2 separate regions of the Homo sapiens genome follow, and region 2 is linked to region 1. Evidence: read pairs that join two places in POLR2A ChIA-PET (ENCODE). Cell type or tissue: CD4-positive, alpha-beta T cell. All regions are shown on one strand. Links, peaks and the distances in the headings refer to the core of each region. The heading gives the core; the rest is flanking DNA.

Region 1 (12,292 bases), core at 3,458-8,457:
CATTAAACTCCCCTCGAAGACTCCCAGCACTCCTCAAAAATCACAGACAGGGAGGGCTCCACAATTCTCTTCACAAATTCTTTCTCTGCTCTAGGATCTGTCTTTTGGTTTGAACGTCCTTCTTCTTAATATAAAAAACAAAAGCAACAAAAATTTTTACCTCCACTCTGTAAACCCTGGGCATTACACAACTAGTCCAAGGCAATGATTCCTTTCCTAGTCACCAAACTGCATCAAACCAAACTCTAAAGGTTCTTTTAATCTACCTCATTTTTTTTTGCAAGTCTCAGCTTTCTCTGTGTTTTATTCATGCTTGCTTTTACCCTTACTATCCATCTTCTGAAAATGTCCCATTATAAACTAAGTTAATCAGAAAGCTTCCCCATCTCCATTGCATCTTCTCATTTCATCATTCTTTGGCATCACGGTCAGAGTTAAATTCCTCAGTTTCCTAATACTTTTGAACCACCATCTCTGCTACATTCTCAAGACTACATGCCTATCTTTTCTTTCTTTCTTTTTTTTTTTTTTTTTGGAAATGGAGTCTCACTCTGTTGCCCAGGCTGGAGTGCAATGGCATGACCTCAGCTCACTGCAATCTCCACCTCTCGGGCTCAAGCGATTCTCCTGCCTCAGCCTCCTGAGTAACTGGGATTACGGGTGCCCGCCACCACGCTTACCTTTTTGTATTTTTTAATAGAGACGGGGTTTCACCATGTTGGTCAGGCTGGTCTTGAACTCCTGACCTCAAGTGATCCACCCACCTCGGACTCCCGAAATGCTAGGATTACAGGCGTGAGCCACCATGCTTGGCCCATCTTTTCTTTGACACTCTTCTAGTCTATAAACATTTGACCAAGTTCAGGTTTCCTGTACTAGGCTCATCAGCTCATTTTCTCTCAAGATCTGTCACTTTCACTCCACCCATCAACTCTGTCATTTTGGAAAGTACTCTAATTTCAAGTAATAGTTCCCCCCAGCTGCTTCCTCTCTATCCTCTAAGAGATGCTGAGTGTTACCAACCAATTTAAAAATCTGTTTGACTTTCTATTTTAATAGGTGTACTCCAAGCACACGTGAGCACCAAGTGAGCACACCACTACAGGGCATGCTGCCTCTGCACCAGTTTTAGGGCGAGCATGAGGAACACGTCCTCCACAATTTCCCCCAGATAACAACTCCTCTTCATCTCTGCTCTGAATTCACACAAAATGTCACCAGTGTGACTTAACTTACTGTCTCTGATATAATAATTTCAAACTCACTATAATTTGAGTCTGGGGGAAAGGAGGGTGAGTATAGATATATTCTGTGCTATTGAAACCATGTTCCAAACCGGATTCTTATCCCACCATACCTCAAGGATCCATAAAATCTTATGTACCACCTTCAGTGTGAATCCTAAATTCATCTCAGTTAGCGACTGTATTTGGTAACATAGTGTTGCCCATAAATTCATGCCCACTGGGAACCTCAGAAGGTGATCTCATTTGGAAATAGAGTCTTTGTAGATGCACTCAAGTTTAAGACGAAGTCATACTGAATTAGGGTGGGCCCTAATCCATTAACTGGTGTCCTCATATGAAGAGGGAAATTTTGAGACAGAGAAGAAAAAGCCATGTGAAGATAGAGACACATACGGGAGAACATCGGATGATGATGGAGGCAGACAGTGGTGATTTCAGACTGAAAAGCCTCCAGAACTGAGCTCAGGTTGATTGATTGATTGATTGACTGATTGACTGATTGATTTTTTGAGACAGGGTCTCACTCTATTGTCCAGACTGGAGTGCAGTGGCACGATCATGGCTCACTGCAGTTTCGGCTTCTTGGGCTCAAGTGATTTTCCCAACTCAGCCTCCCAAATAACTGAGACTACAGGCATGCACCACCATGCCTGGCTAATTTTTGTATTTTTTTTTTTTTTTTTTTTTTGTAGAGATGGGGTTTTGCCATTTTGCCCAGGCTTGTCTCGAACTCCTAGGCTCAAGTGCCTGTCTCAGCCTCCCAAAGTGCTGGAAGTACAAGTGTGAGCCACTGTGCCTGGCCTTTTTTTTTTTTTCTAGGTAGAGCAGACACTTTGGTCATAAAGAGATCTGCAGCACCCAAGTCTCTCACACAAAGTTAACTGCACTTTCCCAACAATTCTACCTTTGAAATCATTCTGATATGCATCTTCCCATGACTTAATATATATTAACTGCGCTCAAAATACATGTGCGGCACAGCTATTGATGCTCAGGCTCCAGCAGTGAACACAGCAGGCCCAGACCCTGCTGCTGTGAAGCTTATTACACTCCTAGGGGCAGGGCAGACAAGGAGCAAGCATGGGAGACACAGTAACAGGGCAAGAACCCATTATTCCCCACCATTCCCCTACCCCCCTCCGCCCCCGCCCTCAGGCATTCCTACTACTCAAAATTAGCTAAAGAAACCACCAAAGTAAAACCTGCCCGTGACCCAGCAGTACCATCGAGAAATTCATCCTGGGAGACAAACATGAGAATATTATAGCAGGCCAGGCACGGTGGCTCATGCCTGTAACTCCAGCATTTTGGGAGGCCAAGGTGGGCAGATCACGTGAGGCCAGGAGTTCGAGACCAGACTGGCCAACATGTGAAATCCTGTCTCTACTAAAAATACAAAAATTAGCCAGGCATGGTGGCTGGCAGCTGTAGTTCCAACTACTTAGGAGGCTGAGGCAGGAGAATTGCTTGAACCCGGGGGCAGAGTTGCAGTAAGCTGCGATCACGCCACTGCATTCCAGCCTGGGCAACAGAGGGAGACTCTGCCTCAAAAAAAAAAAAAAAAAAAAAAAGAAAAGGATATTATAGCAGCACTGCTCATAACAACAAACATCTAGAAGCAATCCAAATGTCTATGAACAGTAGACCTGGTAGTAGAATAGGTAAATTATGGTATAGTCATATAATGGAATATCATATGAACCATAGCTGCCCAAATCCACATGGGAATATATTTGAAATAATACAAGTAAAAATAGCACAACAAAAGAAGGAGGCTCTATACTATATGGGTTAAGTGCAAAAAAGGCAAAATGAAAACAACAGATTGTTTAAAGACAGAGAGACACATGCAGAAAGAATATAAAGAAAAGCATAGGAAAGTGATCTTTAGAAGCCACCAGCTCGTATGTTCCATAAACTGACAATTTTAGAGACAATAAAAGTGTAATTTTTGAGAAATTCCTATCCCAGCCGTGCTCAACTTCTCCTTTCTTAGGATTGCAAATGTACTGCCCCTCTCCAAAGAATACAGAAGGACCAGGGAAAAGCGCCACTAGGCTCCAGGCAAACACCTGCTCACGCCCGCCTGGGCTGCAGAGGAATCACGGTGGTGCAGGTCTGCACATTCTCCATTTCAGGGAGTTAATTATTCTGGTTTAAAAGCCCTTCAATCTCCTGCTGGATTGGAGAAAGTAAAGATCTTGTTGCAATCGATATGGCATTTAACAAAGCACTGCAGGTGCAAAATGACAGCAATTTAAAGTCAGGACAAAAGCCTGCTGGAATATGTTACTTTCTCAATATTGTATTTGAGTAACTGGAGGAAACAGGCATGGTAGAAACCCAAGGCCCGGAATATTTGTAACAAATCTTAGAAGTTTCAGTGTCATCCTTTTTTTTTTTTTTTTTGAGATGGAGTCTCACTCTGTCGCCCAGGCTAGAGTGCAGTGGCACAATCTCAGCTCACTGCAACCTCCACCTCCTGGGTTCAAGCGATTCTCCTGCCTCAGCCTCCTGAGCAGTTGGGACGACAGACGGGTGTGCGCCACCATGCCTGGCTTTTTTTTTGAGACGGAGTCTTGCTCTGTCGCCCAAGCTGGAGCGCAGTGGCACGATCTCGGCTCACTGCAAGCTCCGCCTCCAGGGTTCATGCCATTCTCCTACCTCAGCCTCCTGAGCAGCTGGGACTACAGACGCCTGCCACCACACCCAGTTAAGTTTTTGTATTTTTAGTAGAAATGGGGTTTCAGCATGTTGGCCAGGCTGGTCCCAAACTCCTGATCTCAGGTGATCCACCTGCCTTGGCCTCCCAAAGTGCTGGGATTACAGGCATGGGCCACTGAGCCCGGCCTCAGTATCTTCTATGTTTACATTAACTACTGATTGCCCCTATAATGTGGTCAAAAGGAATATAAAATCTGGTATTTATCAAAACCTTTTAAAATATTAATGTGCTTTGACCCAGAAATTTCATTTTGGGCAACTAAATTTAGAAAAAATGTGGGCAAGGGTTTATGTATAAGGATTTCTCTGCAGCATTATTTGTAACAGGGAAAAATTAAAAACAATTTAATACTCAACAGTGGGGGAAGGGAATGTTAAGTAAATCAAGGTAAATCTACCTGATGAAACATCATTATGATCACCGTGAATGCTACATAGCAACAGCAGAAAATTCAAGGACACAATGTTAACATCAGGTTCTAGTGACCCTGAGTGCAATAATGTGAAAAGCATCCCTGTATATGAATAGTGTCTGAATAGGGAATTAGTAAAAATAATTCCTGTCATTGTATTTGGGTTGGAGGTTTCTTTAAGAATTTGTTTCTCCGCTATCCAAACTGTGTGTGGTTATCTTGTCTTTTTCATTTTTTTTTTTAAGACAGGATATCACTGTCACCCAGGCTGGATTGCAGCGGTGTCACCATGGCTCACTGCAGCCTCAACCTCCTGGGCTCAGGTCATCCTCTCACCTCAGCCTCCCAAGTAGCTGGGACTACAGCATGCACCACCATGCCCGGCTAATTTTTTGTATTTCTGTTAGAGACAGGTTTTGCCATATTGCCCAGGCTGGTCTTGAACTCCTGGGCTCAAGCAATCTGCCCATCTTGGTCTCCCAAAGTGCTGGGATTATAGGAGTAAACCACCGTGCCTGGCCTTTTCTTTCTTCAGAGTTACCCAACTGCTTCATTTTTTAGAAATACAGAAATGTTGGGAAAAGACAGAATAATCCAATATTTAATATTCTGCTCCCAGTATGCATTAAATAAATAAAACAAAATTCAAAAATGGAGGGAACACAAGTAATTTTCTTTTTTGGGTAGAGCAGACACTTTGGTCATAAAGAGATCTGTAGTACCCAAGTCTCTCACACAAAGTTAACTGCAACTTTCCCAACAATTCCACTTTTGAAATCACTCTGATATGCATCTTCCCATGACTTGATATATAGTCACCGAGCTCAAAATACATGCCCTGCTCAGGCTCCAGCAGTGAACACAGCAGGCCCAGACCCTGCCACTGTGAAGCTTATTATACTCCTAGGCGCGGGGCAGAGAGGGAGAAAAGACAAGGAGCAAGCGGGTCGGGGGGTGGGGGAGTGACAGGGCAGGCTGCACACTGTACGTAGCTGCCCTGAGAAAGCTCCTAGGGAAGGTGGCAGAGAAGCAGAGAGCTGAAGGAGATAAAGACTGAGCCATGCTGCCATCTGGGAAGGATGTTCTAAGCGTATGCTTGGTGTGTGGGGGCCACTTGGCTGGAGCAGCATGAAGGTATGGGACAGTGACCTGTACTTGTGGGGAGGTGGGATCACCAGGAACCTCAAAGACCAGAGTAAAGACTTTGCTTTTGCCTTGCATTCTCAGCGAGAGAACCAGCCACGAGGGGATTCCCGCTGAAAGAGTAACACAACCTGCCTTTTGTTTTAGCACAGTGCTGTGCAGAACTTCCTGCAACGCCGACACGTTCTACGTCTGTGCTGTCTGCACAGTGACTATGAACCAGACGTGGCTATTTAAGTTAATTAAAATAAAATTTAAAATTCAGTGCTTCCAGTCCAGCGGCCACATTTCAAGGGCTGATGTGGCTGACGGCTATCACACTGGACAGTGCGGTGTCAGAGAATCAGTCTGACTCAGACGTGAGACAGGCAAATGTTGAGCCGAGGCAGGGTGGGGAACAGGCAGGAAGTCACTGCAATAACCTAGACAGAAACGGCGGTGGCTTGGCCAGGGCCTGTGCTGTTGAAAGTGGTAAAAAAGGATCCGCTTTTGGATAAAGGTTTGAAGGGCAGTCTTACTGATGCAATGAACATGGTCACGAGCTCCAAGGTTTTTGGCCTGAACTCCTATAGGATGAGAGTGCCATTTGCTGGGAGTTAAGGGGATGTTTTTGAGGGCAGTGTGGGGTGAGATCAGAAGCTGTGTTTTGAACATGTTAACCTGTAAGGCAACCTATGAGTAGTCTGTGGAGTTGAGGAAAAATGATGTGGGCTGAAGACACAATTTTGGAATTCAGTGCTTAAAGTCATTCCACTTGGTAAGATCACCTGGCACTGACTACAGATGGTGAGGAGAGGTTCGAAGGTTGAGATCTGGGACATTCTGCTGAATATGTATTGAGAACTTGAGGAGGAACTCGTAAAGGAGATGGAGAAGGAGAGGCAGATGGAGAACCAGTGTAGTAGGTGTCCAAAAGCCAAACACAGGAAGTGCTTCAGAAAGGAGGGGAACTCTGTCAAATGCTGCTGATACACTGAGTAAGAAGAGACTAGAGAACAGATCATCATATTATGCAAGGAAAAGATCAGAGGTGACTTCCACAAGAAGGTTAATTCCCACTGTCGCTGCCTTACCTAGACTCCTGTACTAGTCCTGCAACTGCACTCTTTTGCTCTAGTACTCCTGCCATTCAAACATGTCCTCTATATTACTTCCAGTGTTTGTTTGTTCCCTCCCTCCCTTCCTCTTTTTTTCTTTTTTGAGACGGGGTCTTGCTCTGTTGCCCAGGCTGGAGTGCAGTGGCTTGATCGTGGTTCACTGCAGCCTCGCCTCCCAGACTCAATCTATCCTCCCACCTCAGCCTCCTGAGCAGCTGGGACTAAAGGTACACACCACCATGCCTGGATCATTAAAAAAAATTTTTTGTAGGCTGGGCGCGGTGGCTCACGCCTGTAATCCCAGCACTTTGGGAGGTCAAGGTGGGGTGGATCACTTGAGGTCAAGAGTCCCAGACCAGCTTGGCCAACATGGTGAAACCCCATCTCTACTAAAAATACAAAAATTAGCCAGGCGTGGTGGCGCATGCTTGTAATCCTAGCTACTCAGGAGGCTGAGGCACAAGAATCACTTGAACCCAGGAGGTGGAGGTTGCAGTGAGCTGAGTGAGAGAGAGACTCTGCCTCAAAAAAAAAAAAAAAAAAAAGCTGGGCACAGTGGCTCACGCCTGTAATCCCAGCATTTTGGGAGGCCAGGGCGGGTGGATCAGGAGGTCAGGAGTTCGAGACCAGCCTGGCCAACATAGTGAAATGCCGTCTCTACTAAAAATACAAAAATTAGCCAGGCATAGTGGCACACTCCTGTAGTCCCAGCTACTCGGGAGGCTGAGGCAGGAGAATCACTTGAACTTGGGAGGCGGAGGTTGCAGTGAGCAGAGATTGTGCCACTGCACTCCAGCCTGGGCAACAGAGTGAGACTCCAACTCAAAAAAAAAAAAAAAATTTGTAGAGATGGGGTTTTACTATGTGGTCCAGGCTGGTCTCAAACTCCTGGGCTGAAGCAATCTGCCTGCCTCAGCCTCCCAAAGGGCTGGGATTGCAGGTGTGAGCCACTGCACCCAGCATCTTCTAAACCTTAAATTTTCCTACATCACTACTCAGCTGAAAAATCTTTAATAGTATATTGTCTACAGCAGTGGCCAAACTGTAAGTGCACATAAAGATCACACGGGGGTGACTAAGTCCCAAAGCCACCTGTCACAGAAGACTGGAGACCTGGGAACTGTGTCTTTAAGTAGCAACCCAAATAATGGTTGTAAACCACGTTGAAAAGGATTGGCCCATAGGGCCAAGTCCCAAATCCTAAGCAAAGCAAACACCTTTTCCAAATTTGGTCCCATACTTCTTGTCTAGTTCCTTTCTTTTCTATTCTAAGACAGTGTGTGTGCATTTGTGTGTACGTTTCAACAAGCTCTAACTAATTATTCAGAGTAACTGCCTTTCCCCCAAATGCTATGTTCTTCTAGATATTATTGCCCCTTGCACATGAGGCTCCTGCTGCTTAGAAGGCACTTTTAATCTGGTGTGCTCAGAAAATTCTGACTCATTCTTTAAGACTCAGACGTCACTGCTAGTGTGAAGGCTCAGCCGATTACCCAAACTCTGTTAAACATTTCTATACATTTATCACACTATCTGCTGGGAATTCTGCTATCACCTCCTCCTCACCTCAACCCACCCCTCTGCCACCAACTCCAAGAGGCTGCAGAGAGAGAGATGGCATTTTCTCCATCTGTGCACGATGAAGACATTATCTAACATGCTACAGATATTTGATAACCATGGATGACTGTCAGCCTGATACCAAAGGATACTGTAAAGTATGTGTATGCTCCAAGACTTAAGAAGACACTGCCATTGTAGAGTGCCAGGGAAGTCAGAAATGGCTCTGTCTAAAGGACAAACCTCTACCTGGGGCTTGAAGGATGACTGGAACTTAGAGGGAAAGAAGAGGAGAGGTGCCAAGGGGACACAGTCCCAGACTCCCAGGCAAGACCTTGGAGAGGCAGTTGGTGGTGATGACGGGGAGGCAAGGAAGGGGTGTGGAGAAACCTGACCTCCCCCACTAAGAAAGATACAGACTCAGAACATTAAAACTAGAATTTGAAATCTATAGTTGATCTTTTCAAATAAATATTTTAAGCCCTGGTCTTAAAGGGCATTTCAAAAAACAAAACAGGCTGGGCACGGTGGTTCATGCCTGTCATCCCAGTGCTTTGGGAGGCTGAGGTGGAAGGACTGCTGGAGTCAAGGAGCTTGAGACCAGCCTGGGCAACATAGCATGACTCCACCTCTACACAATACTTAAAACCAGCCAAGCTTGGTGGTGTGCATCTGTAGTCCCCAGCTACTTGGAGGCTGAGGAGGGAGGACTGCTTGAGCCCAAGAGTTTGAGCTTGCCATGAGCTATGGATCACACCACTGCACTCCAGCCTGGGTGACAGAGTGAGACTCTACCTCCAAAAAATAAAAATAAATAAAAACACAAAAACAACAAAAACTGAACCTTTACAACCTGCTGGTTGGATCTAATAAGCGCTCCCATCTTCTTTTAAGGATGAAACAGACTCAAAGCTTGGTTTATTAAAATAACATTCTAAGGAGGGACTAAGGCCACACACTGAATCCTTGCATGAGCTTATCAGCTATTACTCTATCCTCACGCCTGCTTTCTCACAAAGGGGAACAGGGAAAGTATGTGGTAGACTAACACAAATCTCTCACCTTTATCCCCAAAACAAAGCACCATCTCTTTGCACATCTCCTACTAAGGGACAGACCTAAATGGTTCCCATGGTATCCAATGGACTATGTCGTACACAGAGCTGCTCATGAATAAGAGTTGAATCCAGGAGTCTCTGCTACTTCATTAGTTCTAAAACTCCCCCTAGAGCACCTAATTGCTATGTTGGCATACAGCTCCTCAACATTTTCAGAATAATCCAGAATCTGGCAATTCTCATTTTCTATTTTTTTTTTTGAAATGGAGTCTCGCTCTATAACCCAGGCTGGAGTGCAGTGGCATCATCTCGGTTCACTGTAACCTCTGCCTCCTGGGTACAAGCGATTCTACTGTCTCAGCCTCTTGAGTAGCTAGGATTACAGGCATGTGCCACCATGCCCAGCTAATTTTTGTTTTGTTCTTTATGCCTGGCTAATTTGTGTTTTTTGGCAGAAACAGGGTTTCGCCATGTTGGCCAGGCTGGTCTCAAACTCCGGGACTCAAGTGATCCTGGCCTCAAGCACCTTGGCCTCCCAAAGTGCTGGGATTACAGGCATGAGCCACTGTGCCAGGCTGAATTCTCTTTTTATCTTTGGGTGAATCCTTGAGGGCAACCAGCCTCTGAACATTGACACATCAGAACTTATAAAGCAGTTTTAATTATATGCAGTTTCAAAAAATATAGTTAGAAAAATAGGAGATCTAAAAGGAATAGAATAATAAGCTTTTCATGCAAAAATATCTACTTTGTTGGTATGCATGATGAAATAAAAAATGAGATTTGAGATTTTGTTCTAAAAGTCTTCATCTTTGGCAGCTAGATATTTCATATTTTACTCTACTTGATCTTAGCCAAAAGGTCAAGAAAAGATGGCTTTTTCATATTTTATGCTACTTACTATCATTCTTTTTATGCCCACAAAAATCAGTTAACAACTGGTAATGATGTGAAATGGTCTTTCATTTTGAATCACAGGAACGTAAAATTGCTTACCTGGGGGGAAATAAACTGGGGAGGCACTTGCGCCCGGAGACTGGGAGAAGAATTTAGTGGCTGCACGGGTGTGTGCAGACCTCTCGATTGTGCTGTGCTGTTTCCAAACAAACCATGACTACCGCCCTGTAAACAGAAAAGCAGCAGTAAGGCTTTTTGTTAACATAAGAAAATGCAAGTAAGAAACAGTTCTGGTCTTTTAGATCCCTCAGAAGAATCACAGGCTGTGTTCGATGGAATAACAGAATTTTGTAACTGAGAAGTTCCTTATCTTAGAAGGCTTGGGGCAATTACTCAGATTGACTCATGGGCACCTGTACAGTTTGAAGAACTCTATAAACGGAAAGGGTTCAATGTCATCAAATATTAGGAAAAGTCCTACATTCTTTTTTGTGAACCAAAGATATAGGCAACATAACATTTATTTCAAGTACTCTTCTTTGCGATTGGGTTTACCAAATTTATTCTCAAACTTTATAATCTGAGCTCCATCTTGAAAGGCACCTGAGTAAAAATGCAGCCTTATGAATAGTTATCAGTTGTATTTATAAAACATTATGATGTGATTTCTCTGCCGTCCAAGAGTGAGCCTAGCACCCTTCCTTGTCCTGGATCTGCTCAATCCTTTCTTTGACAGATGAGGAAATGTGACTCAATTACCCAGTGAGATAGAAAAGGAAGAAAGGGAGAAAGTAAAAACCATTACAGGGACACCAAAATAAACATTACTCACCTGTAACTTCTCATTCAAACACATATCAGTCTAGTTAAAAATAAGCGGAACTCCCTCCTTTCTGGAGGCCCAACTCACTGGAGCACTTCTACACTATTCCAATGAGATAACTAAGAGAGTTGGGTTATATGGTGGCCCTTCCTTTCTGACTGGTTTCTAGCTGAGAAAAGTCCTTCAGCGAAGAAACCATATTTGATAATAATGCAACACTGTGTTCTCTCTGCCTGAGGTTCTTTCTGATACCATCTTCACTTGACCTCTTCAAGGCCCAGCTTGGAGGTCATCCTCATCAAGGAAGTCTTCCCCAAAACATCTTCCTGATTTCACATTCAGATTAACTGGGCCCACCTCTCCAATCTCAAAACGCTTTAAAACTCATCAAACCACACTATAGTTATTTTCCATTCTGTCTTTCTACTGTTAAATCTTTCCCTCTTCGTATTCCCAGAACTCAATAAATCCCCAGTCTGTAGGATGAATATATCATCTGTAAATATCCATGACCCACCAATTCCACACACCGGAAAATGTCCCACTGAATACCTTCAGCAAAGACAGCTGCATCACTGCTTATACTGAGTATTATACATATACCCTGAATTGAAATCACCACCATTATCATAACCCTGGAATCACATGGATTAAGGTAATTTTAAAGAATTTTGTAATGGCTTCATTAAAACCTACAACACTAAAAATACTGTGATGGCTTAATGATTAAAAAATAGATTAAGGGACTGCTGTAGGGAAATTAGTGAACTTAAAAGCATTGAAAATAAAAATGATTCTAAACATAAAGTCGAAATGGCAATTAAAATCTGTGTATCTCATAAATCAAAGATTCATCACGAATTTTATGTCTCCCCAAGGGTTGTTGAAACATGAGAAGACCTTTAATTCTAGAAACTCTAAATCTCTGCTGCTGCTGTCTTACCAACACACAGCCCTAACTTTCCTCAGATCGTGGTAGTCAGTAGCTTCGCCACCCTGATCACCTCCAAGAAAACAGGAAACATTTATTTCACCAAGGATATTCTGCTACGATCTTTCTCACTTTATCATCAAAGTAATGACTTAGTTATTAGATGTCAATTATTCACGACTGGTCCTTGGACGGTGGGGTTACTGGTAACTAAAGTTCCTGCCAGAATCCATTTTTTGGCAAATACAAAATTGCTTCCTGAGGGTCATTCTAAATTTCAACCTCTCCTTTAATAACAAGCATTGAAAAGAATTTACTTTTTAATCTCCTGTAAAATCAATTCCTACTTTCCTCTTCCCAGTAGACAATTTCCACCCTCCCCCACCATAGGTTTTAGGC
Region 2 (12,292 bases), core at 3,925-8,924, 87 kb after region 1:
GGGTATGCTTCTTATGCATGCCATGGCAGGTTAGCGTAAGAATGCCACCATTCTGGGAAGCCAGGGGCAGAACTACCACCATGTCCTGAACCGAGGTTCAGAGCCTTTAAGTAAATTACAGAGTTTTTACTCATAGTAAGTGCAGAGATGAGGCGTGAATCTAGGTTTGTTTGTCTGATTTCCAAGCCCATGTTCTTATGGTGAGATAAAGGTTTGGGCCTTTTCAACTGCTAACCAACCAGATGACTGCATGTTCAGACAGGCTAGGAAGAAATAAAAGCTGGTTTTATTATTTTGTTCTTACTATCCATTAACTAAATGGATATTGGTAGAAAGGGGGCAGGTATAAGCTATCTTTAGAAGTTTCTGTTCTAGAGAATAAATTGGACTCTCTTAGCCAATTATTCACATTTTGAAGTCTTATCATTAGGAGATTAGGAACAGCAAAATTAAATGGCTGACATGCATGAAAGCTGAAAGAGAACCTAATGTGGGAAACATTTTCCATCTGGCTCAATTACTTAGTTGCCAAAAAATAATAATAATAATAAAATGAACAGGGGATAGGCATATTGTTGCTCTGATAAAAATGTTGACGGTGCTTTCACATGCCACTAAAACCTCCTTCAGGCTGCTCTTGAGATACACTGTCATGTCTACAGAGGCAGACGCCTCTCAATGCCAATGTCATGGGACAAACAAGGATCACTAGGTCTTTCCTTTCCGTGTTTCAGGCATCTCTCATTGGCAAAGAATTCAAAACGCATTTAAAAATAAGTACTCAGTGCCTGAATTACTTTTTGGATGGAGATGACATTTGTGTTATTTTTCCACTCTTAAAAAATAATAAAACTTCTGGAGAAAAATTTTTATTACATATTTAATACATACAAAATAACTTTTATATACCCTCCACTCAGCTTAAGGAATAACCTTTCCGGTACTCAGAAGCCCCCTGTATAATCCCACCTTTCCCTACTCCACAAGCGTTAACTTCCCCTTAACTTAGCACTCCCTTGATTGACCACACCATGCTTGGTAACCTAAACAACATTTCAGTTGTATTTCTGAGTTTCTTAAGTGGAATTTTATTACTTTATTCTTCTGCAACTTGTTTTTCTCACACAATGCTATGTCCCTAAAATTCATGTAAATGTAAAGAGTACCACGCTGTATTTATACATTTGCCTACTGATGGGCATTAAGGTTTCCAATTTTTGCCAGGACAAGCCACATTGCTGCAGACATCTTAGGGCATGCCTCCTGTACATGCATACAGCTCTTCTGTGGGGTAGGTTACCAGCCCACAACTGAAACTGCTGGCTCATAGAGTGTCCATGTTTTCCAACTTTACTAGACATTGCTACACTCTTTTCCAAAGTGGTTTCAACAATTTACACTCCCACCAGAAAAGTAAAAGCTCCTGCTATTCCATAACCACACCAAAACTTGTTTTTTTCTTGTTTTTTTGTTTTTTTTTTTTTTTTTTTTTGAGATGGAGTCCCACTCTATTGCCCAGGCTGGAGAGACGGGCGCATCTCAGCTCACTGCAAGCTCCGCCTCCCGGGTTCCCGCCATTCTCCTGCCTCAGCCTCCCGAGTAGCTGGGACTACAGGCGCCCGCCACCATGCCCGGCTAATTTTTTGTATTTTTCTAGTAGAGATGGGGTTTCACCGTGTTAGCCAGGATGGTCTCTATCTCCTGACCTCGTGATCTGCCCACCTCAGCCTCCCAAAGTGCTGGGATTACAGGTGTGAGCTACTGCTCCTGGCCGGTATTTTCTTAATTCTTTTAATTTTTGCCAATTTTATGAGTATAAAATGGGACCTCATTGTGGTTTAACTAGCATTTCCTTGATTACTAATTAAGTTGTATTTCCCCCTCCACATTTATTGGCCATTTGGATTTTCTCTACTGTGAAATTTCTATGTTTCTTTTGAGCATTTTTTTCTTCTACTAGGTCTTTTTCTTATTGATTAGTAGGAGTTCTGCATTGTATTCTGGATATAAATCCTCTGTTGATCACAGGTACTGAAAATATCTTCTCCTAGCTTGTCTCTCACTTTGGCCATAATGTCATTTGGTGACTTTAAGTTCTTATCATGATATAATGAACATGTATCAACTTTTTCATTCTTGTTACGTTTATTTTATTATACATATATATATATATATATATATATATTTTTTTTTTTTTGAGGCAGGGTCTCACTCCATCGCCCAGGCTGGGGTGCAGTGGTGTGACCACAGTAGAGGTGCCCACGAACTTCTGAGCTCAGGCAGTCCTCCTGCCTCAGCCTCCCAAAGTGCTGGAACTATAGGCGTGAGCCACAGCGCCCAGCCATGTTATCCTGTTTAATCATCCCTGCTCCAAGGTCATAAATATTCTTCCATATTTGTTTCTAGAAATAATTTTTTTCATATTTATCTGAATCCATTTGGTATTTATTTTTGTATGTGGTGTATGACTTGATCCTTACAAGGCAAAGACATTCATGTGAAGACAGAGGCAGAAACTGAAGTGATGCAGCTCTAAGGCATGAACGTGAAGGACTGCCAGCAACCAGAGGCTAGGAAGAGATGGGGAGCAATTCTTCCTAGAGCCTTCGGAGGTCGAGTAATTTTGGACTTTTAGCCTCCAGAACTGTGAGAGAATAAACGTCCGATGTTTTAAGCCATTCAGTTTGTGGTATTTTGTTACGGCGGCCCTAAGAGACTAACGCAATCCATATGAAGTATCCCAGAGCACTTGTCGAAAAGTCCATTATTTCCCCAACTAAACTGCAGTGTCACCTGTCGCCTCTCCCTACTGTCAGGCCAGTTCCGCCACAGAGCAAGATTCCATGTACGCGTGGCGGTCTTGTCTAGGCTTCCCACTTACGCGCTGACCCACCTCAGCCCCTGCATCTACACCACACTGCTCTTCGTTACTACAGCTTTACGGCAAGGGATCTAGCAGGTTAAATCCTCCCACTTGTTGTTCCTGTCATTTCTCTTTTCCATATAAATTTTAAAATCATCTTATCAAGTTTCAGAAAAAAAGCATGGCGTTTTTATGGGAATTACTTTGAATTTATATACCAATTCAAGAAGAATTGACATTTTTAAAAATAATTGAGCCTTCTTAACCATGAACATGACAAAGCTCTGTCTATTTAGATGTTAGTTTAATGTCTTCTGATATAATTTTACATTTTCTCCCATGAAGGTCTTGTCAGGTCTGGTCCCACATTTCTAGTATTTTCTCTTGGTACTATAATGGTATACTTTTAAAAATTATATTCTTAAGCAGGGAATCGTTTAAATAAAAAAGACAAAACTTTGCTGATCTTTAGAAACAGTACCCAATCATATACTTACACCAATAAGTTCTTTAATGAGCATCTCATACAGAAATCAGATATTTTAGTAACTATATTAATATCTAATATGTCCATGCTCAAAAAAACAAAAAATAAAAAATTAAAAAAATATATTTCTGGGCTCATTATGTGTTGGACATTTCCCTAAATGTGTAAACCTCACTTTCCTGAGGAAAATTCTATGAAGCTCACTGTACAGTTGAGAAAACTGAGGCTTAAAGAGGTAAAGGCCCAGGAGGCAGCTCTGGAAACGGAAGCCAGCATGTGGCTCTACTGCATTATTTCTTAAGTACTATTGCGTGGATCACCCCTTCGTCATGACAGATGAGAAGAATAAAATCCACCTTAACCTCAGAACCCAAAAAGACTTTCCCAATAATCAAAATCCCTTCTGGCTGCCTAAATTCACTTGGTGGGTTCTGCCAATCAAAGTAGCATTGAAACTTACTGCACTTGTGGATTCAAAACTACTGTTCTGATTAATTTATAATAAAATGCTCTCCAGATGATAAACACTCAACACTTTCAATTACATTTTTAAAGTAATTAGATAATACAGTAAACCAAGAATGTCATAAAACTAGTATTACTGTTAGGCAGTGGTAGTTTCCAGATATTTTTTCAATTACTTTCTTAAAAATGCTCAATGCTTAACTGTCAATTTTCAGATTAATGACTCATTTTCAAGATTCAGTAATGGACTTCACCTAGATCCCAAAGCTTCTAGGTTGATGATGATTAGTGTTTCTATGGACAAACCAACAGTGAACCATTCTAGTGATTTTCAGTAATTACATTAATATATATCTAAATTCTTTCTTAATCTATAAGCCACAGAATCAGCATATCTAGAATACCAGTAATCTTCTGACCTTAGCCAATACCAAGTAATCCCTTTTCAGTACTGGTGCACAAAACTTTGGTCTCACCTTATATTAATGGATAATCTGTGAACACCATCTACTTAATTACATTTGTTTGCTTACTACAATGCTACAAATATTTATTAAACTTCTACTAAGTGCTTGAGGTAATCAGTGAATGCAACAGACAAAAGATCCTGACAATTTTCACTATGAGGTGGGAACTCAGCACACTCCAGTGTGGCCCAGTAGTGGTCAGGAACAGTTGATCAATTTATTAGATCACATCTGTGGAACACACCTGAGATTATCATTGTGAAAATTAACATATGTTAGGCAAACTGCTCTTAGCTACATAGTTGTATACTGTCTTCAAAATGGAAAAACTAAACCATGATGTTCAGTAAGATAAAAATGTACCTGTACTTTCACAATAATAACTGATGAAAGTGTTTAATGTCATTAATTTCACTGGATAAGTGAAATTGAAGGTTAGAAACCAACTACATTTTTCCTATGCCCATTTTAGTGAACTGTTGGTATCACTATAAAAACCAAGTAATTGGCAACTTATTAAAAATAGAAAAAGCAGCAGCAGCAGCAGAGACAGAACAATGGCAGGTGGCCTAAGTACAGCAGAGCTTCTTAGTAGCCGCAGGCAGCTCTGTCACTACCAGAGTCAATTATTCTCACAGAAGAGCATCAAGGAGGCCAGGCAGCCCCCCTGGGTCAGTTACACATGTATCATTTAGAGATAACATCCTGCTTACAAATAGTGGTGCAAACATTGAAACCCAAGTTCCACAACTGCTTTTGCAACACATAAAATTTACGCTCGCTAGTCACTTGTTAGCATTTTTGGAATGCAGTGGGACAGAGGAAGCAGAAGGTCAAGCCCGTAGCCAGGAAAATGTACACTGTCTGGACTCTGTTAGTCCCTGGGGACTAGAGTGGCAGGGGATGAATCTGGAATGACTGGCCCTGGCTACTGGCCACAGCATCCCAACAAAGGCAAAAAAAATTGAACCTACATGCCTGGTTTATCCCAATGGTCCGTGAATAAATGCCAGAGGCTTACATTTCACAGGACTGACCAAAATTCACAAGTATGTAAAAAGTTCCTGCCCTATACCTCCTTTTCCTATAATTAAACAACAAAGAACCCACAGAGTCTGAACACAGTACAGATGGCTTATGAAATACAAACGACAAAATATTCATATCCTCTAAAAATTAAAGAGATGTGGTGGCATATAAAGACACAGAGTTAAGTATTTTGCTCAAAACTCTGCATTATAAAATGTTTCTCCTTTCTCTTTGCTGTCTTTTTGATTCGCTTTTATTTATTAAGAAGCGAATAGGGATGAAAAGTAGAGGGCTGAGGAAGGTGATGCTATTTGGGTGGGGAGATGGAGAGAAGGAAAACTGAAGGAGGAAAGAAAAAGCAAAATAGACACATCATAAAGGGCAATAAAAGAACAACTAGAGGCCCACGCCGATGCTGGACACCCTCCTCCCTCTCTGACTAACAGCCCGAACCCTTTTAGCATTCTACATCACCGAACCCTTAGAAAGATGGGGCTAGAATATTCAGTGGTTCCTGAAGGTACTTCTCAGCAGCACCTGCCATGTGGCAGGAAATGAAAACAAAACAAAACAAAATTGGCAGAAGCAGAAGGCCTCACCACACGATTCTGTTCTGATGACTGAACCTCAGGCTGTATAAGGAAAGAAAACACTTGGTCTCAAAACTTCATTTTAAATACAGAGCTTATTATAACTAAAGAATTACCATAAGTGGTATCTATCAAAGTAATCAAAGAGTTTTTTAGGCTGTTTTCCCAATTCTATTTTACCTTCTTCAGTTTTCCTTCTCTCCATCTCCCCACCCAAATAGCACCCAAATGTACAAAATTTGTACATTTTTGCATTTTTATGACATACCTGGAAGAGATTAAAGCAGACGCAAGGAGTACTCTCATGAAGGTGACTTTTGTTACGGAAGGGCAAATGGCAGGACATGAAATGATGGAAAGAGCAAAGTGGGTCATAGAACCAGAAACAACCCTGGTGGGAATCCATTAAGGGGGTGGGCCAGACCCTGGACAGGGGTAAGCCTGGCATGCTGTGACATATTAGGTCTTTGCAGAGTGTCCTGACACCTGGCTGGGAAGCACCCATAGCTTAGAACCAAAAATATGTTTTGAGCTACCAGTTAAGTTTGCTCACCAACATGTGATCACCAATAACTACTTCTCTCTACTATACTCAACAAGACAGGCTGATGATCAGTGGCCAGCATTTTTTGAAACCTGCTACTGAGCTAATGCAACCTGCAAGGCTGAAGCCCATTCAACACAGAACTTGGCCTTATCATAGTCTAAGACAATGGCCTGAAGTCCTCCTCACTAAATTCAGTGTGTTAGATCAAACATTAGTGAAAACCTGGGCGAGAAGGAAAGGGCTAGCAAGAAAAGACAAAATGTGTGGAAATAAGACGGATGGAAGCAATGCTGACAAGCTGTAACTTTGGAGATACCCAGTAGTGCAGACTCTGAGGTAAACGGTCAAGAGCAGAGCTCCTTCCACCTGCAGTTATCCCCTCCACGCAGTCTACTCCTGGCCCTCTTCCAGCAGGCACTCGACACATGGACTCCTCTGATACACCTTCAAGGACTAGGGATCCCTGTGGCCAGGGACACAGAGGAAATATTTTGGTCTTCGTGAAGCTATGAAGGTGTTGATCCAACACTGTGGGCTATGTATTTCAAAACTGAGAAACAAGTCATTCGTTATCTTAAGACAACACATAAATCGGATTTATCTTAAAGAAAAGGGTTGTCTCTTTCTGAAAGATGGACTCCTTTTTGCTTCACAGTTTTCAAGCACATCTCCTGTCCTACATGCGTTTATATATAGTTACAGCAGCAATGGTTTATTTACATTCCTCCACTGACTGCAGAAAACCACAATCTATTTGTAATTATAATACCCTAAAAATAAGTTATTTGATTCTTTCAAATGTGAAAAGTAACAAGTGGCAACATTCTTGTTAAAAACTCATATAGAAAGTTGGTCATTTGCAAAACAGGTCTGCCAAAGGCAAAAAAAAAAAAAACAAAAAAACAACAACAACACATACACATTTAGAGGTTTTAAAAGCCTATTCTGGTTTTTCAAGCAGGGTATACAGAAACAAAACATCAAATTAAATGACTTTAACTCAACTAGAAGTAGGAATTAATATTATTCCTTTCTCTGACATTCAAAGCTCATCAGGCAAAGTTCTCAAGACAGTATTTTCTTGGCTTACACTACTTGAGACAAAAGTATTTCCTAGTGATTAACATTACGTGACCCTTTCAAACCTGAGCAAAGCTCGCCTAACTATTCTAAAATGGTATTACAAATTGAGTATTCCTTATTGAAATGTCTGGGAACAGAAGTGTTTCAAACTTTTTCGGATTCTGAAATAGTTGCATGAAATTTACTGGTTGAGCATCCTGAATCTGAAAATCTGAAATCCGAAATACTCCAATGAGCACTCTCAGTATCGTGCTGGTGCTCAAAAAGTTTCAGATTTTGGAGCATTTTGGGTTGTAGAGCATTTTGGATTTTCAGATTCGGGATTCTCAACCTGTATTTGAAAATGGAGGCTGGGTGTGGTGGCTCACAACTCTAATCCCAGCTACTCAAGAGGCCGAGGTGGGAGGATCGCTTGAGTCCCACCAGCCTGGGCAACACAGCGAGACCCTGTCTCTTCAAAAAATAAAAAATTAGCCAGGTGTAGTAGAGTACGCCTGTAGTCCCAGCTACTCAGGAGGCTGAAGTGGGAAGATCACTTGAGTCCAGGAGGTCGAGGCTGCAGTGAGCCATGATCATGCCACTGCACTACAGCCTGGGTGACAGAGTGAGACCCTGTCTCAAAAAAAAAACAAAAAAGAAAAAGAAAAAGAAAATGCACCAAACACCACATAAAAACAACTTTAGTAGGCCAACCCTTGAGCAGAGAAAAATCTGAAAATAAGCCAGTATTTATCTCATACTGCTCAAGTTCCAGCCCTATATGGCACAGACTTTCAGAGACATGTTCCCTATTCTCCATCTAGTTTTTCACAGCACTCTAACAAAGCCACTAAAAGCAAAACTTCACAACAGAAAGGTAGCCAAATTTTTTTTAAAGATTCTAAAGTGTAAGTGTGCAAAAATGTATACAAGGCAATTTTTAGATTTATAAAAGTACGAATGATAACCTAAACGTCCCTCAGTGGGAGCTACCATTTACCAGGTGCTTGCCATGTGCCACCCACAAGTATAGCACCCTACGTGTATCACCACGTGTGATGCTCACAACAGCTCTGTTAAATGGGGATGAGACACATCTCCAGCCTGCAGATAAGGAGGCGGAGGCACAGTGAAGTTGAGTAAGATTTCAGCACAGTTGCTGGCAGGGCTGGGATACGAATATAGAGCTTGAGCTCCCACCACCATCACATTCCACTGCCTCTCATGAGAGGGAACTTAAAGAAATGATGGCTTCTCCAAATAACACAAGGCCATGCAGCTCTAGTGGCAGGGGTTTTGACTGATGACCATTGTAATTCCCAGGAATACAGTGTGCCTGTGCCTAGCATATCATAAATACTCAATATGACCTACAACATATATTACATATACATTCATACATACATAAATAAAATGCTTAAAAGGGGAGGCTAAAATAAGAAATAGGGAACATTTAATTTTATGTACTTCTCATGATTTAAATTTTAGGCAAGAATATTACTTTTTAGCCGGGCGCGGTGGCTCACGCCTGTAATCCCAGCACTTTGGGAGGCCGAGGCGGGCAGATCACCTGAGGTCAGGAGTTAGAGACCAGCCTGGCTAACATGATGACACCCCGTCTCTACTAAAAATACAAAAAATTAGCTGGGCGTGGGGGTGCACGCCTGTAATCCCAGCTACTCGGGAGGCTGAGGCAGGAGAAACGCTTGAACCCGGCAGGCAGAGGTTGTAGTGAGCCGAGATCATGCCACTGTACTTCAGCTTGAGCAACAAGAGTGAAGCTCTTGTCTCAAAAAAAAAAAAAAAAAAAAAAAAGAATATTACTTTTTAAATTATTTTAAAATTTTGAAACAATCTCAAACTTATGTAAATTTGCAAGAATAGTACCAAGAACTGTCTCTCCCCAGAACCATTGAGGGGAAGTTGTCAACTTGAGGCCCTGTCACCCTGAATACTTTAGTATGTGTTTTCCCAAAAAACAAAACCAAATCACTAGGCCAGGGACTGTGGCTCACACCTGTAAACCCAGCACTTTGAGAGGCCGAGTCGGGCGGATCACTTGAAGTCAGGAGTTCAAGACCAGCCTGGCCAACATGGTGAAACCCAATCTCTATTAAAAATACAAAAATTAGTCGGGTATGGTGGCACATGCCTTAATCCCAGCTAGTAGGGAGGATGAGGCATCATGAGAATCGTTTGAACCCAGAAGGCGGAGGTTGCAGTGAGCTGAGATCGTGCCACTGCAGCACTCCAGCCTGGGCGACAGAGCCAGACTCTGTCTCAAAAGAAAAACAACAACAACAAAAACCAAACCACAGTCCTACATAACCATAATACAACCATCAAAATCAGAACATTAACGCTGATACATTTCTATCATTAAATCCTCAAGCCCCATGTAAGCTTCGTCACCTGTCCCAGCAATAGCCTTTATAGTAAAAAGATCGAGGTCAGAATCACATATTGCATTTAGTTGACATGTCTCTTTAGTCTCCTTCGGTTTAGAATCATTCTTTGGTCTTGCTTTGACTTTCATGACCCTGAAATTTTTGAGGATTACAGGCCAGTTATTTTGTAGAATGTCACTCCAACCAGGTTTGCCTATCATTTCCTCATAATTAGATTGAGGTCATGTGCCTTGGCAGGAACACTGCAGAGGGAATGGTGTGTTCTCTTTGCATCCTAGCAGGTGGCATGATTTCAATTTGTTCCACTGCTGGGATTACCTGGTTAAGGTGGCATCTGCCAGGCCTCTCCATTGGAAAGTTGCTCTTTTTCTCCTTTGTAATCATTAAGTATTTTTGAAGAAGTACTTTGAAATTTAGAGAACCCATTCTTCAAATGCTGAATTTACTGATAAGTCCGTACATAGGTTTTCTTACAAAGTAGGTGAAGCTGTGTGAGAACTCTTAGTTTTCTTTTTTACTCAGCAGGTTCTAATCCATGACTATCACTTCTTAAATTTTGAAATAAACTCAGATTTGGCCAGTGGGAACCGCTTCAAACTGACTCTGGGTCCTTTTGGCATGTTTTCATCACTCTTTGAAGACTTCTTTGCTTTCTAACCCAAGATGTTCCAGGCTCATGTTAAACATTCCTGCTCCAATCCTATAATCAGCCATTTCTCCAAGCAGCTGGGGTTCCTTTTAGTGGAAAATGGGATATAGAAGCCAAGATCTAGAAACCTGATACACTCACTGCTATTGGAATACTGCTGTTCCCAGGCACCCTCCCCCTCTACTACCAACAGAACTAGGAAACAGATGTGCGTATGTATGTGCACACACATATGCATATAAATACACATGCATGCATGCCTTTTGCAAAGATTTTATTGCTATTTTTATCGGTCCTTATTAAAATCCAGGCATTCACACCAATACTTCTGATTCCGATCTAGCATCACAGGGTTAATTCTAGCTGTCTCCTTTCCAATATCTGTAATGTTCTTCAACAGTGAGAGCTGCTGGGGGCCATTATCCTGAACATACTTATTTCATCAATCCTCCTATATTCAACCAATCAATACAGGAAGGGCATCCCAGAAGCAATGGATGCCCTTCTCACCTCTCCTGGGCTCTGACACAGCACACCAGACCCTCCCTCCTCATCCTACTCAGGCTCTGATACCCCTGGCCAGGCCAACACCTTGCTGAGCCCACTTAATAGCCTCTAGGACTGAACTGTTCAGGAAGGAAAAGAGAGAGAAAAGAAGAATGCTTTTAAAATTAAAAAGAATTAATGTAAAAATGTATTTTTTAAAGAATATCTGTTAAGTTAGAACTTGTAATAATTCAGACGGCCAAACTAAAATTCAACTTTGCATCATCTATGAAGAACAGGTTTGCTAAGTAAATTAATAGTGTAAACAAGCTTGTAACCCAGATATTTAACCTACTTAAGAAAACTAATTGTTTTCAAGCACTTTAAAATCACTGGGCATGTACTTGCCTTTAATTATTGTCTAATTACAAATGACTTCTATTTTCTTCGTTATAGCTTTGATAAGCCTTCTGATTATGCTTTAAGAATTACAACTTAAACTCAATACAGTTTAGATCCTTTAAAAATGTCTTTATTAATCAATTGGTTTTTCAATTAATCACCTGAAGTAAACTTTTTAACCATTCAGTGATTTTTCTTTTTTAGTTAATCTGTCATGTTGCTTAAAAAGAAAAAATGGGCCAGGCATGGTGGCTCATGTTTGTAATCCCAGCGCTTTGGGAGGCTGAGGTGGGAGAATCACTTGAGCCCAGGAGTTCAAGACCAGCCTGAGCAGCACAGGGAGACCCTGTCTCTGTTAAAAGAAGTTTTTTTTAATTAGCCAGGCACGGTGGCTCATGCCTGTAGTCCCAATTACTTGCGTGGCTGAGACAGGAGGATCTCAGCTTGAGCCCAGAAGGTCGAGGCTGCACTGAACTATGAATCGCACCACTGCACTCCAACCTGGGCAACAGAACAAGACTTGTCTCAAAAAAAAAAAAAAAGAAAAAGAAAAACGCCTTTCGGCTGGGTGCGGTGGCTCATGCTTGTAATCTCAGCACTTTGGGAGGCCGAGGGGGGTAGATCATGAGGTCAGGAGTTTGAGAACAGCCTGGCCAACATAGTGAAACCCCGTCTCTACTAAAAATACAAAAAATCAGCCTGGGTGTGGTAGCAGGCACCTGTAATCCCAGCTACTTGGGAGGCTGAAAAGCAGGAGAATCGCTTGAACCCGGGAGGTGGAGGTTGCAGTGAGCTGAGATCAAGCCATGTGCTGCGCTCCAGCGAGGGGCAACAGTG

What was found. Peaks named below come from ENCODE experiments on the same cell type or tissue, not always from the same donor. Only the 100,000 strongest peaks of a DNase experiment are listed, where the experiment ranks them.
Region 2: POLR2A ChIA-PET joins it to region 1 with 5 read pairs; 8 of 35 experiments call an interaction of 5 or more read pairs at or near these places.

The regions. Positions count from the first base shown.
Region 1 is chr22:40,283,717-40,296,008 of GRCh38, reverse strand. It overlaps TNRC6B (trinucleotide repeat containing adaptor 6B), which reads right to left. Exons shown (of 23, transcript NM_001162501.2): 12 at 10,239-10,364. Among named protein-coding and RNA genes, the nearest start is that of ADSL, 57 kb to the left of the region's middle. In CD4-positive, alpha-beta T cell, for the core only: no CTCF peak of the experiment used is centred there; DNase peaks (open chromatin) are centred at 5,658, 5,908 and 6,508; H3K4me3 peaks cover 269 bases; H3K27ac peaks cover 3,705 bases.
Region 2 is chr22:40,197,312-40,209,603 of GRCh38, reverse strand. All of the region lies in intron 1 of TNRC6B (trinucleotide repeat containing adaptor 6B), which reads right to left. Among named protein-coding and RNA genes, the nearest start is that of TNRC6B, 26 kb to the right of the region's middle. In CD4-positive, alpha-beta T cell, for the core only: no CTCF peak of the experiment used is centred there; a DNase peak (open chromatin) is centred at 5,863; H3K27ac peaks cover 1,192 bases.